3 separate regions of the Homo sapiens genome follow, and all the other regions are linked to region 3. A link is a contact called in ENCODE Hi-C or POLR2A ChIA-PET data. All regions are on one chromosome and are shown on one strand. Each heading gives the region's core, a stretch centred on a gene start or an enhancer-like site at or near the end of the contact. The rest is flanking DNA. Distances are from core to core; before and after follow the strand shown.

What was found. A loop is a pair of places that touch in the nucleus more often than their neighbours do. ChIA-PET counts read pairs that join two places held with the same protein, here RNA polymerase II (POLR2A). Pooled maps may share reads with other maps.
Region 1: a loop to region 3 is called in a map of sigmoid colon, with 2.0 times the contacts of the local background. The contact joins the promoter of ADAMTS9-AS1 here to the enhancer-like site in region 3. A Hi-C loop is called at or near these places in 3 of 168 maps with a recorded cell type or tissue (Caco-2, esophagus muscularis mucosa and sigmoid colon). POLR2A ChIA-PET finds 5 or more read pairs at or near these places in 1 of 52 experiments (PC-3).
Region 2: a map of prostate gland shows a loop between it and region 3 (2.8-fold over the local background). The contact joins two enhancer-like sites. A Hi-C loop is called at or near these places in 4 of 168 maps with a recorded cell type or tissue (Caco-2, Calu3, endothelial cell of umbilical vein and 1 more) and 2 of 50 pooled maps. POLR2A ChIA-PET finds 5 or more read pairs at or near these places in 2 of 52 experiments (Caco-2 and SK-N-SH).

Annotation. Positions count from the first base shown.
Region 1 is chr3:64,557,795-64,562,777 of GRCh38, reverse strand. ADAMTS9-AS1 (ADAMTS9 antisense RNA 1) reads right to left here and starts at 1,432. Exons shown (of 2, transcript NR_110151.1): 1 at 1,010-1,432. ADAMTS9 (ADAM metallopeptidase with thrombospondin type 1 motif 9) reads left to right here. Exons shown (of 40, transcript NM_182920.2): 30 at 1,027-1,200.
Region 2 is chr3:64,666,774-64,671,550 of GRCh38, reverse strand. All of the region lies in intron 3 of ADAMTS9 (ADAM metallopeptidase with thrombospondin type 1 motif 9), which reads left to right. Among named protein-coding and RNA genes, the nearest start is that of ADAMTS9-AS2, 16 kb to the left of the region's middle. Within about 2 kb of position 3,455, at least 9 of the 41 ENCODE cell types and tissues checked have a DNase peak (open chromatin) inside an H3K27ac peak, as active enhancers do.
Region 3 is chr3:64,611,936-64,616,855 of GRCh38, reverse strand. ADAMTS9 (ADAM metallopeptidase with thrombospondin type 1 motif 9) reads left to right here. Exons shown (of 40, transcript NM_182920.2): 20 at 686-896; 21 at 1,371-1,535; 22 at 3,347-3,511. Among named protein-coding and RNA genes, the nearest start is that of ADAMTS9-AS1, 53 kb to the right of the region's middle. Within about 2 kb of position 3,640, at least 12 of the 41 ENCODE cell types and tissues checked have a DNase peak (open chromatin) inside an H3K27ac peak, as active enhancers do; they include sigmoid colon, where a contact is called at or near this core.

The DNA of each region.
Region 1 (4,983 bases), core at 183-2,682, 52 kb after region 3:
TTCAAGTTTGAAAGGTCATGATTCTATTATTTAAGAAGACTTCCTCTTAGGAATATGGCTTTAATGTATGTTAAGCTTATTTTCTCAACACCAGACCAAAAAATGGAGGCTGAGCTATCACAAAAATTTGGAAATAATTTTTAATAGCTAAGTGTAATAATATACCATTCTTTCCAAATGTTGCCTTTAGTTTCTGGCTGTCAAAACCTTAATCAAGACAATAATTCTTGGCCTGGCCATAAGTGAGATTATGAAACCCAGCAATGAGGAAACCATTAAAAAATTAATTTAGAGGAAAGTTAATTGCAGATTTAATATGGTGTTTTGCAAGTTGGTCAGCAAAATGTTTCAACATGATTAACAATATTTTTCAAGGGCTGAAAACATTAAGCCCGAGGAAATGGTTTTTCCTGTCAGCTTTTATTCTTCATATATTCATCTGAGGTTGTAAATAGACACAAATTCTTTAGTGAATTCTGTGGTTAAAAAAATATCGCCTTATCTCCATGAATAGGAGCAAGAAAAGGAAGAGACTGGAGAAAATAATTCTACTTATAAAGTCCTAAAATCTTCAGTGGTTTACTTCTCCTTGGGTTATATTTTTAATCTGCCAAGAAATTCTTCTTGTACAACACTGTCTCTCCAGTTTTCATGAGTCTCAAATCCTCCAGGATAGAAATCATTTCAAGTTTTCATTTCTCATGGCAGCACTATTTCCAGGTTGTGCTAAATGATTCATAATGATTTTTATTAACCTCTTCAATCCTCTAAGAATTACATTAACTTGAGGGATTCCTCCAAACTTGAGCACCTTCCTCACTCTCCAGCGTGGATAAGATAAGCAGTGAGTTTCCAGGTTTAAGACATGATCTAGGATCCCTTTCATTGCAAATTAGAAAGCGATGTGATAGCTATGAAAGTCATTGGATTAGGAGTGCATTCCCCTCCTCTGTGACCCTCGACACCCCCCGCCCCCCCAAAAAATAAATGAGCCGAAGCTCCCACTTACGTTCTCTGTCTTCTTAGTGCTCTGTGTCCTGTGGCCGAGGCGTACAGCAGAGGCATGTGGGCTGTCAGATCGGAACACACAAAATAGCCAGAGAGACCGAGTGCAACCCATACACCAGACCGGAGTCGGAACGCGACTGCCAAGGCCCACGGTGTCCCCTCTACACTTGGAGGGCAGAGGAATGGCAAGAAGTAAGTAGAGCCACAAAGGGGTACCTGCCAGGCATTTCACGTGTGCGCCCCTTGCTATCCTCACATCTGTTCCCTATAAAGCCAGAGAAGTCACCGAGCACGGTTACAATGCTGGCTCTTTCCCAAAAGGTTCACTGTCAGACTCGCGCATTCGCTCCAACAAGGGTGGGAGAACTTCTTGTTTTTAAGCAATTCCTACGTCTGTCTGTATTCCTGAGTGTTCCAAGTCTGGCCGCCTCAAAAAAAAAAAAAAAAACTTTAACAGGCTGTGGGCCGAATGCATTCAGATATCTTTCACAGAAGGAGGGGGAGATAGAAGGAATATTTTAAATACGTGTCTCCAGATTTGGTCATTCTGTATCTGTTTAAATAGCCGCAGGGCAGACTTTAGGTAGAACCTACTCTGTATTTTTCCTCTTTCTATGACTTTGGCTGTCAGGTAGAAGATAGGCATTCATGTGAAACCTTGATTAATTAGTGAAAGATTTCTAACATTTAAAAAAAAAAAAAAAGGATGGTATCTGAAGAAACTGCTCCGTTGATGGTCCGTGCAGAAGTGGACAGGCCTTGCTTTTTCCCTGGCTTCAAGTTAATGTTTGGTTAAGGAAAACATTGTGTCCATGGGGAAAAGTTTGGCCAGGGAGGTTTTATAGGAGGTAACCTCTGTTTCCAGAACAGAAGATTAAACTGTAGAAAAGGGGGGGAAAGAATTAGAAAGCAAAACAATATCCACTGATGTTGGCATAAAAAACAAAATGCATGCTGCTTGAGGTGCAGAGATAATGAAAAATAAGGCAGGAAATTCCCCACCATGAAGAGTTTTTCAGAACATAAAGAAAGGGTATGGTTTGGAGAACAGTTAGACTGTACCCCTGGCACTGTGCTGGGTACTTTTTGTTCATTGCTTCCCTTAATCTTTTTAACCACCAGACAAGGTGAGCATTATTATTATTATCATCATCCCATTTTGCAGGTGAAAAAACTGAGGTTCACAGAATCTGTGTCATTTGTCCAAGTGTCACATACCTAGCACCTAGCAAGTGGAAGAAGCAAGACTTCATGCTAAGCTTGTTCTCTTAAACCATTAAGAAATACTAGAACTGCATTCTTTACCCCATTGGGATTCAGCCGCCCAGCCCTGTCTTCCTCTTCCCTCGCCTCCTCATGGATTACTTCCATTGGTTGCAGTAATTTCTTTTCTTTAGGAAACTCACCCTCTCCATCTACTCAGTCTTTTTCCTGTTTTCCTTCTTTACTTTTTTATTCCCACCAGACAGTGGCAGGGAGGAATGCCTAAAGCAGTTACATTTCAGATTAACAGCTCTTGAGCCACACCAGTTATTTGGAACCCTAGAGACTATAAAATTCTACAGACTTGGTTCATATCCTAGCACTGCCACACATTAGCCAAGGGAATTAGAACAAGGATTCTTGATTTCTCTGAGCCTTGGATTATCCATTTGTAGAATGGGGATAAAATAACTTTTCAGAGTTGTTCTGAGAAAACTGGAGGTAATAGTGTTATCTATTATGGTTTGGGGATTGGCAACGTCAGATATAGAAGGAAGAGGAGACTCCCTCATCTCTCTCGCTCTCCCCCTCAGTGTGACCTCTTGATTCTCTTTTTTTCAGACCTACCATGGCCTGCTCTCTCCATCTCCCTCTTTGTGTCACGCTAAACTCAACCCTGCTCCGAGGAGCGGAAAGTAAGAGAGTGTTCAGAAATGAATCTAAGCTGACTGCTTGTGCTTTAGCCAGCTTTTGAAAATGCTAGAGCCAATCACGAAAATGCACACTCTGTTTACAATTCCTTTTGCATCCCGAAGAATGGAAAAACCTTGCCACATATGCACTGAGGAAATTCCTCTTCTCTGATCATGCACAATATGCCTAAAATTTACTTCTTTGCATGTGTCGTGCAGATGGATCTTTTTTAAACCTTACTCAAATATTCCTGTTAAACTCTGTGGAAGAATAGACGGCTTCAGGAGATAACCTGGCCTGGGCCTCTATTTAAGAAGCTTACTAGAGGGTTGCCATTCTCACAAAGAGAAAAGACTCTGTGAGTAACAGGAAAAGCAGAGTCTAATAGTCACCCTCCTGGGAACACGCTTTCTCATCTGCCTTCACCCAAAGTGGAGGGTCTAAGGAAGGAATACTGGGGTGGTGAAAGTGGACGGAATATCATAGGAGTATCTCCTATGATATTCCTATGGTATTCTACAGGAGGCCTCTCATTGGCAGAGTGAGGCCCAGGGCAGCTGGAGGTGGGGAGAAGCCCCACCAAAAGTCTTCATGTTTCCCATACATGCAAGGCCTGCTGACAGCCTGCTCAGAATGTCCCCAAAGCAGCAAGACTGAGCGTGAAGGACGACAGTAACTGGGCAATTACCTTAATTGATCAAATCAGGAAAAGGGTGGCCACGCCTCCTGTTTGCCTGGGGTAGTCCTCATGTAATTATTAATTCTTCCTACTTTTATGATCAAAAGCGCCCTTGTTCAACAGTAAACTGGGTGGTCACTTGATAAGACAGAACCCTTCAGGCTCCCCTAAATCACAGCCCTCACCTCCGATCTTGCTGCCACCGCCTCTCACATCCATTCTTTCAGCCACCGTTTTACCTGATATCCACTGATGCAGGCACACGTTTCCACTTTTCTCCCACACCTAGTGACGTCTTGACCTGAGGTCAGAGAGTGTGCCACAGGGCAGCCTCTCAGCCCACTGAATGGGATGTGCAGGAGCCCCCCATTATAGGATACCCCTTCTTTCTTAGCGGTCCCTGGCCACCACCTCAGAACTCTTGTTTGCTTGAGTATGCACTTTGCCTTTTGCTTCCCCTTTTAATAGTCCCCTATGTGGACTATTAAAACCCACCAGTTTGTTGGCAAGGTGTATTGCATGCTTGGTCCGTAGGATATGGCACCATCCTCTTTTTGAGAAATAATCCAAGCATCTGCCTAGAGAAGCACAGTTTCTGCACCCTCACCATGGCCATGGTCATCAGGGATGTTCTGTACAGCCACACAGGTTGTATACTGCACAACTTTGAGGGATGCCATTTTTATACAATGTGAGGAGCGTCCCCTAGAGTTGTATAGTACAATGGCCCTAATACTGAAGATAATAAAAATAATAAAGCTTATTGTTTACTAAGCTACAAACTAGGCACTATGTTGAGTATTTTCACATGAAGTGCTTCATTTAGCCCTTTCCATAACTCTCTGATGTAGTATTTATATTTTTATCCTCATTTAATAGGGGCAACTTGCGGCTTAGGTAGGTTAATTTATCAATGATCATGCATTTAGTAAATAATATGGCTGGAATTTGAAGCCCGGAAGCTTGCACGCTGGCACCTACACTCTGAATCATTATCTTCACTAATCCGATGCCAAATACACCTAAAGTGAATTATTTTATTTTCCTCTCAATGATTTGCCAAGCCTCTTACTGGAGAGTTGCTATCAAAGTGTATTCCCTTTACTGGGTTGTAACACCTACCCCTTCTAAAAAGGAGATTCTTGATCTAGTTAGCTATCAGACTTTAAGCCATGTCACCAGGCGAGTCTTGATGATGTTGGAGCCCCTCAGTGGACTTCCTGTTCATTGTGAAGCCCATTGGTTGTTCAGGGGAAAGGGGCCTTCTTGATACCATGAGAGTAGAGCCCAGACTTTCAGATATAGGGTAGAATAATTGGACAAGAGAAAAGTGCTCTATCCACACATCCACATCTCATTTTGTTTACATCCTAGAAACAACATGTTGTAGGCAAAATTCT
Region 2 (4,777 bases), core at 2,206-4,705, 55 kb before region 3:
TTGAGAATTTTTCTGCTAATTATTTTTTATTTTTTGAAAAATCTTTTTATTTTCCATTCGTGTTTCCTAGTGTTTTCCTTCCATTTTTCTATTAATGTATAATTTACATGCTGTAACATTTACCCTTCCTAGCATACAGTTCTGCAGGTTTTGGCAAATGTATACAGTCATAGAACCATCGTGATAATCAAGTTAAAGAACAGTTTTTGGTGTCCTTTGTAATCAGCCCCTCTCCCCACCCCTGTTTTCTGTCTCTATAGTTTTGCCTTTTGCAGAATATATAAATAATCACTAAGCACAGTGTGTTTGAGGTTCATCCACATTGTTGCCTGTATCAGTAATTTCATCCTTTTTTATTGGTGAGCTGTATTCCACTGAATGGATATATCACCATTTCTTTAACCATTACCCACTTGAGCGACAGTTTTTGACCATTACAAATAAAGCCACTATAAACATTTGCATACAGATTTTTGTGTGAACATAAGTTTCCACTTCATTTGGATAAATACCTAGGCATAAGATTACTGGCTTGTGTGGTTAATGTATGTTTCACTCTATTAGAAACTGCCAATATATTTTTCAAAGTGGTTATGCCATTTTGTAGCTCCACCTGCAGGGTATGAAAGTTCCAGTTCCTCTGCATCCTTTCCAGCACTTGGTATTGTCAACATTTTGTTGTTCTGCTTTTGTTTTTTGAAGTTTAGCTATTCTAATAGGTGTTTAGTGGAATTTCATTGTAGTTTTCATTTGCATTTACCTAAAGTCTAATGATATTGAGTATTTCTTCATGTGCATATTTGCTATCCATGTATCTTTTTTGGTGAAGCGTCTGTTCAAGTCTTTCAGCCATTTTTTAAAACTTAGAATATTTGCTTTCTTATTACTGAAGTCTGAAAGTTCTTTATTCTGTATATAAGTCCTTTGTCAGATATAGTTTTTAAATATTGTCTCCCAGATTGTGGCTTGTCTTTCAAAAAGTCTCTTAATTTGCAAATGCTTATTTCATACATAGCTTCTTTATTTTATCGCCAATACTTCATGCACCGTAGATTTCATGCAGTCCCAGAACTACATAGCAAGAAAGTATAGTGGAGCATGCAGTATAGAGCTTGCCCAAAAAATGGAATAGGAGAGGTGTATTTAGGATTTATTATTCAAAGCCATGGTCTAGGCCAAGAGAAAAGGCAGTTGTTATTTTTATTGCTCATCTGTATCCAGAAACACAACTCTCCATGTCCAACCAGTGTACTTTTTGATGGGAATGTGTTGTCTTAGCTCAGGGGTGAAAACAGGTCCAGGGGAGCCTCTGCATAGGTAAGAATGCAACTGTGTTGTTTTGCATGTATGTTGCATGTGTGTATGTGCATGCAGACAGGAGAGAAAGAGAGAGCCAGAGGGACAATGAGACTGAGACAGAGACAGAGGTAGAAGAGTTTGGTATTAATAGTATGAGATTCAGTCCTTATGACCACATGCCCTGCTGCTGAAGAGGGATAGAATATATAACTCCATAAATCCTGAAAGCTTCCATTCTGTGCTTTGTGGACAATTTAAATGCTTTTCCAGCGGTATCTTTGATTGTATACTTTTTTTTCTTTCAAGCCAGTTTCCTAATTCTTACATTTCATGTTATTTCATTGTAACAAGTCAGATTAGAGAAAATAGAAGTGGTTTTTCAGAAACTATTATCTGTTTTAGCAGGTCCGAAATAAAATTTTCCCAGTGAGTAATGGAGATGTGTAGACTGTACTCCCCTTAATATAATTTAACATCAGCAAAAGTCCACTCCTTTTGTGTTGTTCTCTCTCTTTTGGAGTTATTCTGTCTTATTCTACCCTGCCACCCTGCTGACTGTTTCATCCATACACTTTCTGACAGTGACAGTGGCTCAGGGGGAATCTCTGTTGGGTTTTGCCCCTTTGGAAACTTAGGACTTCATTTTTAATCATTATTCACTTTTATCTTATAAAATATAAGAATTCATAAATTTTTAATACTGGAGGAAACTTTAGAGAGAACTTCTATTCCAGGCCTTCTCTTTATGGATAAGAGGATCAAGGCCCAGAACTTCGAAGGGACTCCTAATCTTGGAGCTAGAATGAATGGCAAAATTGAACACAGGCCTCTTACTTCCCAGTCCTGTGTTCTTTCCAGGCTGTAACAAAAGGAAAAGCTGCAGATGGTGCCTGGAAAGGGGATGTTCAAAAGTATGACTCAAATGAGCTTTGGGAAGTGCCATTGTATTTAAGTGTGGGAATAATTAAGAATGAACTGGTGAGACTGTTCAAGAAGTTGTCTCAAGCTTATAGAGAAAGATAGAAAGCTTTCAATTCATTTAAGGGATTAAGTTGTCATATCGAGAGTTGAGTGTACAGCAACCAAATATGATTTTAAAATAAATAAACCAATCAAGCCTTTTCTGAGCTGGGCCAGGGTATTGGGGAAGGTGGCCTGTGGCTGGGGAGGAAGACCAGTGAGGTTCACTGGTCATTGGAGCACAGCATGCCCCTGTGGTCACTCACTTCCGTGGTCATGGAACATGGACATTGTGATGCAAAAGGGTTTCAGCTGCAGGCCTTATAAACCAGTCCTCAGTGCCTGTAAACTAGGAGACCTGTGTATCAAAAGAATGTGGGAGATACACTCCCTACGAGTTGCTTAGATGCCTTTTTAAAGAGCTCCAGCCCAACTGCGCTTTAATCTCTGATATGAGAATGATACCTAGACCCACCACAGGCACCACATTCAGCTTCAGGGCCACCCACGAGCTGCAGTGAAATGTCAGATAGCAGGCAGATCCCAGCGGCAGGCCTGGGAGCCACTTCGTTCCAGCAGCCTTAACCTGCTGCTCATTCTAAGTAATGAGAGTCAGCACAGCCCGTGCCTCCAGAGGACTTCCTACCCACCAGGCCCTGTTCCGACACTTTATGTAGACTAAGTCATTTCACCTTCCCTACTGCCCTATTAGGCATGAACTATCATTATTCCCTTTTCACAGATGAGGAAACTGAGGCACAGAGGGCTGAAGTGACTCACCAGAGGTCACACAGATTGAATGCAGAGCAGCTGGGATTTACACACGGGTCTCTCTGATTCCCGAGCTCACACTCTTATCTCCCGTAATACGCTGTCTCTGGTATACACTCTGCAAACACTTCCTGCCTAGAATGCACCATCCTATACGGTCACCAGGAGGCCCTTGAGATGTGGCTAGTGTCACATGTTGAAATAATATTTTGCATAATGGGGTTCAATAGACTCTATTATTAAAATTAATTTCATCTGTTCCTTTTGACGTTAAAAAAACGTGGCTACTAGAAATTCTTAACTTTCACGTGTGGCTTGCATTTTATTTCTACTGGAGAGTGCAAGCTTGGGAGATGCCAAGCCGTGGCACAAAGCAGCCTGAGAGGCAGCCATGGCAAGTGCACTGCAGCCAGGACAGGGTGTCTGTGGGCAGTTGGCACCCTGACAGGCGGAAAGGTCACTCTCCCGCTACTGCTAAGAGATGGAGTGAATCGAAACCAACATTTCCTAAAGGGTACTTTGCAGGATATTAATAGCAAAACTAAATAGTCTCTTAGTAAAACACAGGCCCTGGGATGTTCAGCGTCTTATACTACTTCAAATAGATACTTTAAATATTTTCTCAAGTTATTTCAAGTGTCCCTCAGTTTCCTCATTTCTGAAATGAAGGTAATAGTTCCTACCATATCGGGTTGCTTTGAGGAATAATCAAGTTAATCCATATGAAGTGCTTAGGAGAGTGCCTGACACAGAGAAAAGCAACTCAACAAACGTTGGCCAGTATGATTATAGCCTATAGTCATTGTTGTTATCACACTTAGTTGAAGGAGCTACAGAATGGAGAATGAAAAGGACACAGAAGGGCTTTTGGGGGTAGTGCACCCAGCTCTCATGCCCAAGTCAGCAAATTTAACTCCCCAGGTAGCTGGAGGCACCCACCCCCTTAGAAGGTATTGAGGGGACCCTCAGACACCTTCCACTGCCCACCACCGCCCCTTAAAAGCCAAGAAGCTTCTCAGTTGTTGCCTTCCACTCGCACGCCCTTCTCTCCCTGAGAGGGAAGCCCATCCACACATCCCACCTGCGTCTTGTTATAGTTCTAGTGATGGTGCTGTCCCCATCACTTGCCTCTTAACTTGGCAAAGATCCCGTAAGTTTGGCAATCATGCGACTCAGCACATGTAAACTGGTTTCTTTCCTGCAAGACTTCTCAGGGCTCTTAAAATGCTAATGTGCATGGAGAAAGTTCCAGATGTGCATGCTGTGTTAAGTGTTTTGCAAAGTTAATTGATTTGTTTTTGGAACTATCTTATGGGACTAATGTTCCATAAACCACTCTCATGGAAACATAGTTTATAAAGGTTCAGGCCAGCCCAAAGTGAGTCTTAGCCACAATCTCTTCTGCCACCACTCTTTGTATTTATTTACTGTCAGCACTGTGCATGTAGCACTACTTGACACTGGGCACATCACTTAAAAAAATAATAATAAAACAAAAAAACAACAGCTCACACTATTATTTGTTTGGTTGATTTTTGTTGAGACAGGGTATCCCTATGTTGCATATGCTGGTCTTGAACTCCTAGCCTCAGGCATTCCTCCTGCCTTCACCTCCTAAATTTCTGGGATTACAGGAGGATCCACTGCACCCCATCAAAGATTCTTTCTAAAACAAAATTGTTTTGTTTGAGAATGTCAATATACTAATTTATAAAGATCAGATGTTTTGCATGCTACAAGTAAAACA
Region 3 (4,920 bases), core at 2,391-4,890:
CAAGAGTGAAATCCAATGAAGAGTACAAGGAAATCACCCTTTTTGGATTTCTAAATCTAATCAACAAAATACATTTTAAGGTCATTTATTTAGAATATTCTATTTAGTTTAAGAATATTATTTATTTTCTTTTTAAATTTAAGCACTGCTGATCATATTCCTAGGGTATTAAAAGAACCAGACGATTGGCCAGCACACACTGAATACCTACTGTGTCCCCCCATAATCTCATTACAGGTAGTATGGATACAAAGGTGACAGAGATTTATAGATTCAAATCTAATTTTAAAGTGTATAATTGAATTGTATAAAATATAGTCCATGTCTTCAAGGAATTTAAGAGCCTTTATTTACAGATAATAATGTACACAGGTTTTAATACACTTGAAAAAAATGTTTTCCTTTTGGTAGCTTGAATTTCAGATTGACTATCGGGGTAAAATCATCACAAAGGTAACACCTCTGGCTGTCATTCTGTGACTTCTATGTACATTGGCAGCCATGAAAAACACATGGATATGTTGGTTTAAAATTAGATTTTAGCAACTGACTGTGGCTTTGGGCTTCATGGTATTCGAGTTAAGAAAGAAAAAAGAACTCAACTCTTCTATGAATACCAGTTGACTATAGATAAGGCATATATTTTTAACAGAAATGTTGGTTTTGCCCCATTATTTTTGCATAGGTGGCATGTTGCCAGCAGGAGTGAATGTAGTGCCCAGTGTGGCTTGGGTTACCGCACATTGGACATCTACTGTGCCAAATATAGCAGGCTGGATGGGAAGACTGAGAAGGTTGATGATGGTTTTTGCAGCAGCCATCCCAAACCAAGCAACCGTGAAAAATGCTCAGGGGAATGTAACACGGGTGGCTGGCGCTATTCTGCCTGGACTGAAGTAAGTTGGCTCTCACTCAAAGAGTCTTCTTGGATGCTGTCTGATTAGTTGATGGTGGCTCCTTGCAGGTGTGTAAGCCCCATTTAGGCTGTGCGGAAGAGATGACCGTGATTGATTTGTAATGCCTGACCCCATTCAAGCTTTCCAGAATAGAGTAGCATGGTTGATTTGTAATGTCTGACATGGGCATGACGTGTGGAAATTTGGAAGAAGTGGAACAACTCAACTGATTTCTTTTGCATACTCTACAAGCCATTTCCGGTTTTATTTTTATATGCCAATGAGCTAATTTTGAGTTTAATTATAAACCTGGTAAGCAAACTGATAACATGAAAAGATCTCCACCAAAATAACTAGAGTTGGCCAGCTTGTGTGTTGTTTCTTAAGAGCTGGAAGAGACAACATAGCCAGGATCTTCAGCATACTTTATAAGAAACTTAGCAACAGTTTTATTTATTTATTTTGTCCCTACAGTGTTCAAAAAGCTGTGACGGTGGGACCCAGAGGAGAAGGGCTATTTGTGTCAATACCCGAAATGATGTACTGGATGACAGCAAATGCACACATCAAGAGAAAGTTACCATTCAGAGGTGCAGTGAGTTCCCTTGTCCACAGTGGAAATCTGGAGACTGGTCAGAGGTAAGATGGGAGGGCTGTTATTTCCCCTAGGTCATCTCTTACATTCTAGTTCTGGTGCTCTCTATCTGTTTAAGACAAACCCTTGTGCACCTTTCTCCCACCTCTCCCTTTCTCCCTTGTCTCCCTTGAGAAAACAACTCCAGTTCTCTGCCTGCACCATGACTGTCGTACTGGATGTAACTAGTCTACCAGTGACCTCAGGGCACTTTGGGCTTGGCTAGATCACTCACTGTTGTAGCTTCTGTTGTGATTTTGAAGTTGCAGTCCATCACCTTCCCTCCTCTTTGAGCCCTAGCTAAGTCACTGAAAGGAAATCATGGATTTATTAATCATAAAGCTATACTAGCTCACATCTGAAGTCAACATGAAGTTTCCTACTTCCTTGTCTTTGAAATAAGAGAATTAGACCCCAGGGAGTGACCTCTCTGACTTACCCATCCAACTGCAAGAAAAAAAAATAAAACTCGGAAAAAAAAAAAAAGAAAAGAAATGGACCAGACTGAGTATTCCAGATTTATGCCTTTCTCATCCTTTACTTTATGAAGCACAAGGCAAACCCTCCATTGCTTAGCACAGATGGTCCCAGGACAACAAGAGAAAGAAGATGCAGCCTCTTTCTTGCTTTTATGATATAGTATTAGCACTCACTATTAACACAGCCCAGTGTTAACACAGCCCAAGGAGATTCTTACCAAGCAGGGACTCACTCCACGTTCCTTAAGGGGAAGAAGGGAAATAAGAAATACGAAACAGAAGTTTCCTTTTTAATGGGCCAAATCAGGAATATGGGGAAAGAAAAAGTCTCCCTGCTACAGCTCCTACATCCATGCTCTTATCCCATCCTTATAAGTGCAGTATTAACTGCTTATTTTCACCATCAAATAAATCTGAAAAGGATACTCTTAATGCCCCTGAAATGGCAGTCAATTAACAGTGTATTTGATTAACAGTGTCTGATTCCTGGACAAATGAACTGCAAACCTAGTGCTTTAGTTCTAGGTTAACAAATTGCCTTTGCTTAAAAATCTCTAGTATTTGGTTAAAAAAAGATAAGTAGTAGGTTTAAATTTTACTTAGATAGCTAATACTAAAGTATAATTTCAAACTAAGTAACAAACCTTTGCAATAATATGCGATAAAATGGGGGTTGGGAGATCAAACTGTAAATTCACTATAATCCAAAGTTGCTTAAAAAGACTGGAAAGAAAATAATAAAATATTGATAATGGTTATCCTTGGGTAGCGAGATTTTGGGTCATTATAATTTTTTCATTTATGTTTTTCTACAGTTTTCAAATTTTCTACAGTAAGTATGGATAAAATGATGATTACATTTGGCATTTATTAAATGAACATTGTGCCAAGAGCTTTACTTGTATTTGTTTCATTTAGTTTTCACAACCCTTTGCAGTAGACACTAATTCTCATTTTACAGATGAGAAAATTGAGGTTCAGAGAGATCTTGTGACTGGTTATATAAGTGTTAAAACTTAGGTTGATGTGATTTATAATTCCCCATGCTTAACTCCTATGCTATAAAATTATGAATGTTGTTTTTCAAATTTTATAGCATGGAGCTGTGTTTAGTTTATTTTGTGCTCAAAACTGGCCCAGAGACTATAAATATAGAATGAATGAATAAATGAACGAACAAAAGGAAAAAAATGAGGCTTAGTATATTTACAAATTGCTATGGGAGAGTGATTGCTGTGGGAAAAGGACACACCTGTTCCTACTCATCAATAAATAACCCCAGAAACCACAACACATTGATCAGAAATGACCCTGACTAGCTCCGCTTTTCATTACAGTGCTTGGTCACCTGTGGAAAAGGGCATAAGCACCGCCAGGTCTGGTGTCAGTTTGGTGAAGATCGATTAAATGATAGAATGTGTGACCCTGAGACCAAGCCAACATCTATGCAGACTTGTCAGCAGCCGGAATGTGCATCCTGGCAGGCGGGTCCCTGGGGACAGGTATTTTGAACGATAAGATTCTTAACTGCTACATTCTTTCCTTCTTATCTGGAGAGGACTTGCAAAGGAGCATTCCAGTGGTGGAGATTTAACCGCTGTGCCGGGTGGCATGCAGGACACCTCCATGGCACTGGATCAAGCACATGTAACTCTGCAACCATTTTGCCCCCCTTCCAAGGATTGCTGCCTGCCCTCCTGGAGCTGATTACCCTTTTACAGACCCACGTGCCTATCTTTGCCCTTTAGCTTGAGCAGACGAGTGTTTGAACAAATTCACAACAGATTTCATGTCTGGCTGATGTTATCTTCTAGCGTGCCTCTGTGGGTCTGTTACAGAAGGTGATCCAGCACCAGAGTCTCTGGCAGGAAGGTCTGGAATGAGATTTGGAAAAGATATTTTGGCTCCCAATGTCACAATTACAAAGCTCACCTCTCATAAATAAGCCAGACTCTTCAAACATAATTAATTAGATCAAAGGTTGCAAAACCCTCATGCTTGGAAATAATCTTTTCCAAGTCCTCTAGTCTGTAGGTTCCACAGTCTTAACTTGAGCTATTCTTAAAGGAGAGAGTGAAAGTCTCCCTTGGGCTTGCATCTGAGAAGCCACTACTCTCGGAATTAAGTCCTTCCTAATATAGAAGCAGAAGCGTTCAGGGTACTATTTAAGTAGCACTCTGAGTTCCCATTAGAAGTAGAACAGCTGTCTGCTGTCACTTGCGTAATCTCTTGAAGAATGACCCTCCCTTCACCCTGACCAGCCACAGCCACTCAGTCTTTTAGCCTCTATCTTCATTTCCAAATATGCATGCAACAAGTGGAAGCAGTTTTATTATGGCACCCTTACAATTTCTATCACTGATATGGGCACTTTTCTGAATCTTCCCCATTTCATAGCATCCACAGTCCAAATTGCCAATCATGTCTGAATTAATAGGGAGAGTTCACTTATACTTCTAATCTCATCTTCTTTTTGTCTGTATCTGCATAACTTTTAGGGAATAATAAGAGGAGGAGAACACAGCTTAGGGTCACTGTCAAGATCTGAATATAACATCTGTTAGAATTGACAGGCCTGTTTGTCATCTGTCTCTACACCAGGCCATTCCTAGCACATCTTATAATTAGAGATCTTTTTTTTTCCTTGAACTGAACATGCAGTTCAGGGGAACAGTTTTTTGGAGGTGTTATTTAAGGGTCGTAAATATTCATAAGAGAAATTTTGCAAAATGTAATTCAGCAAAAAGAAGAAAACCAAACCCAGTCCTACCTCTACACTGAAGAAATTAGTTGTTGCTAACATGTTTATGATTTGCTTCTAATATTTTTTAAATTAATATTGTGACTGTACTCTGCCAATTGTTTGTTTTAATGGAAATGAAACTCACATAATACAAAATGAACCATTTTA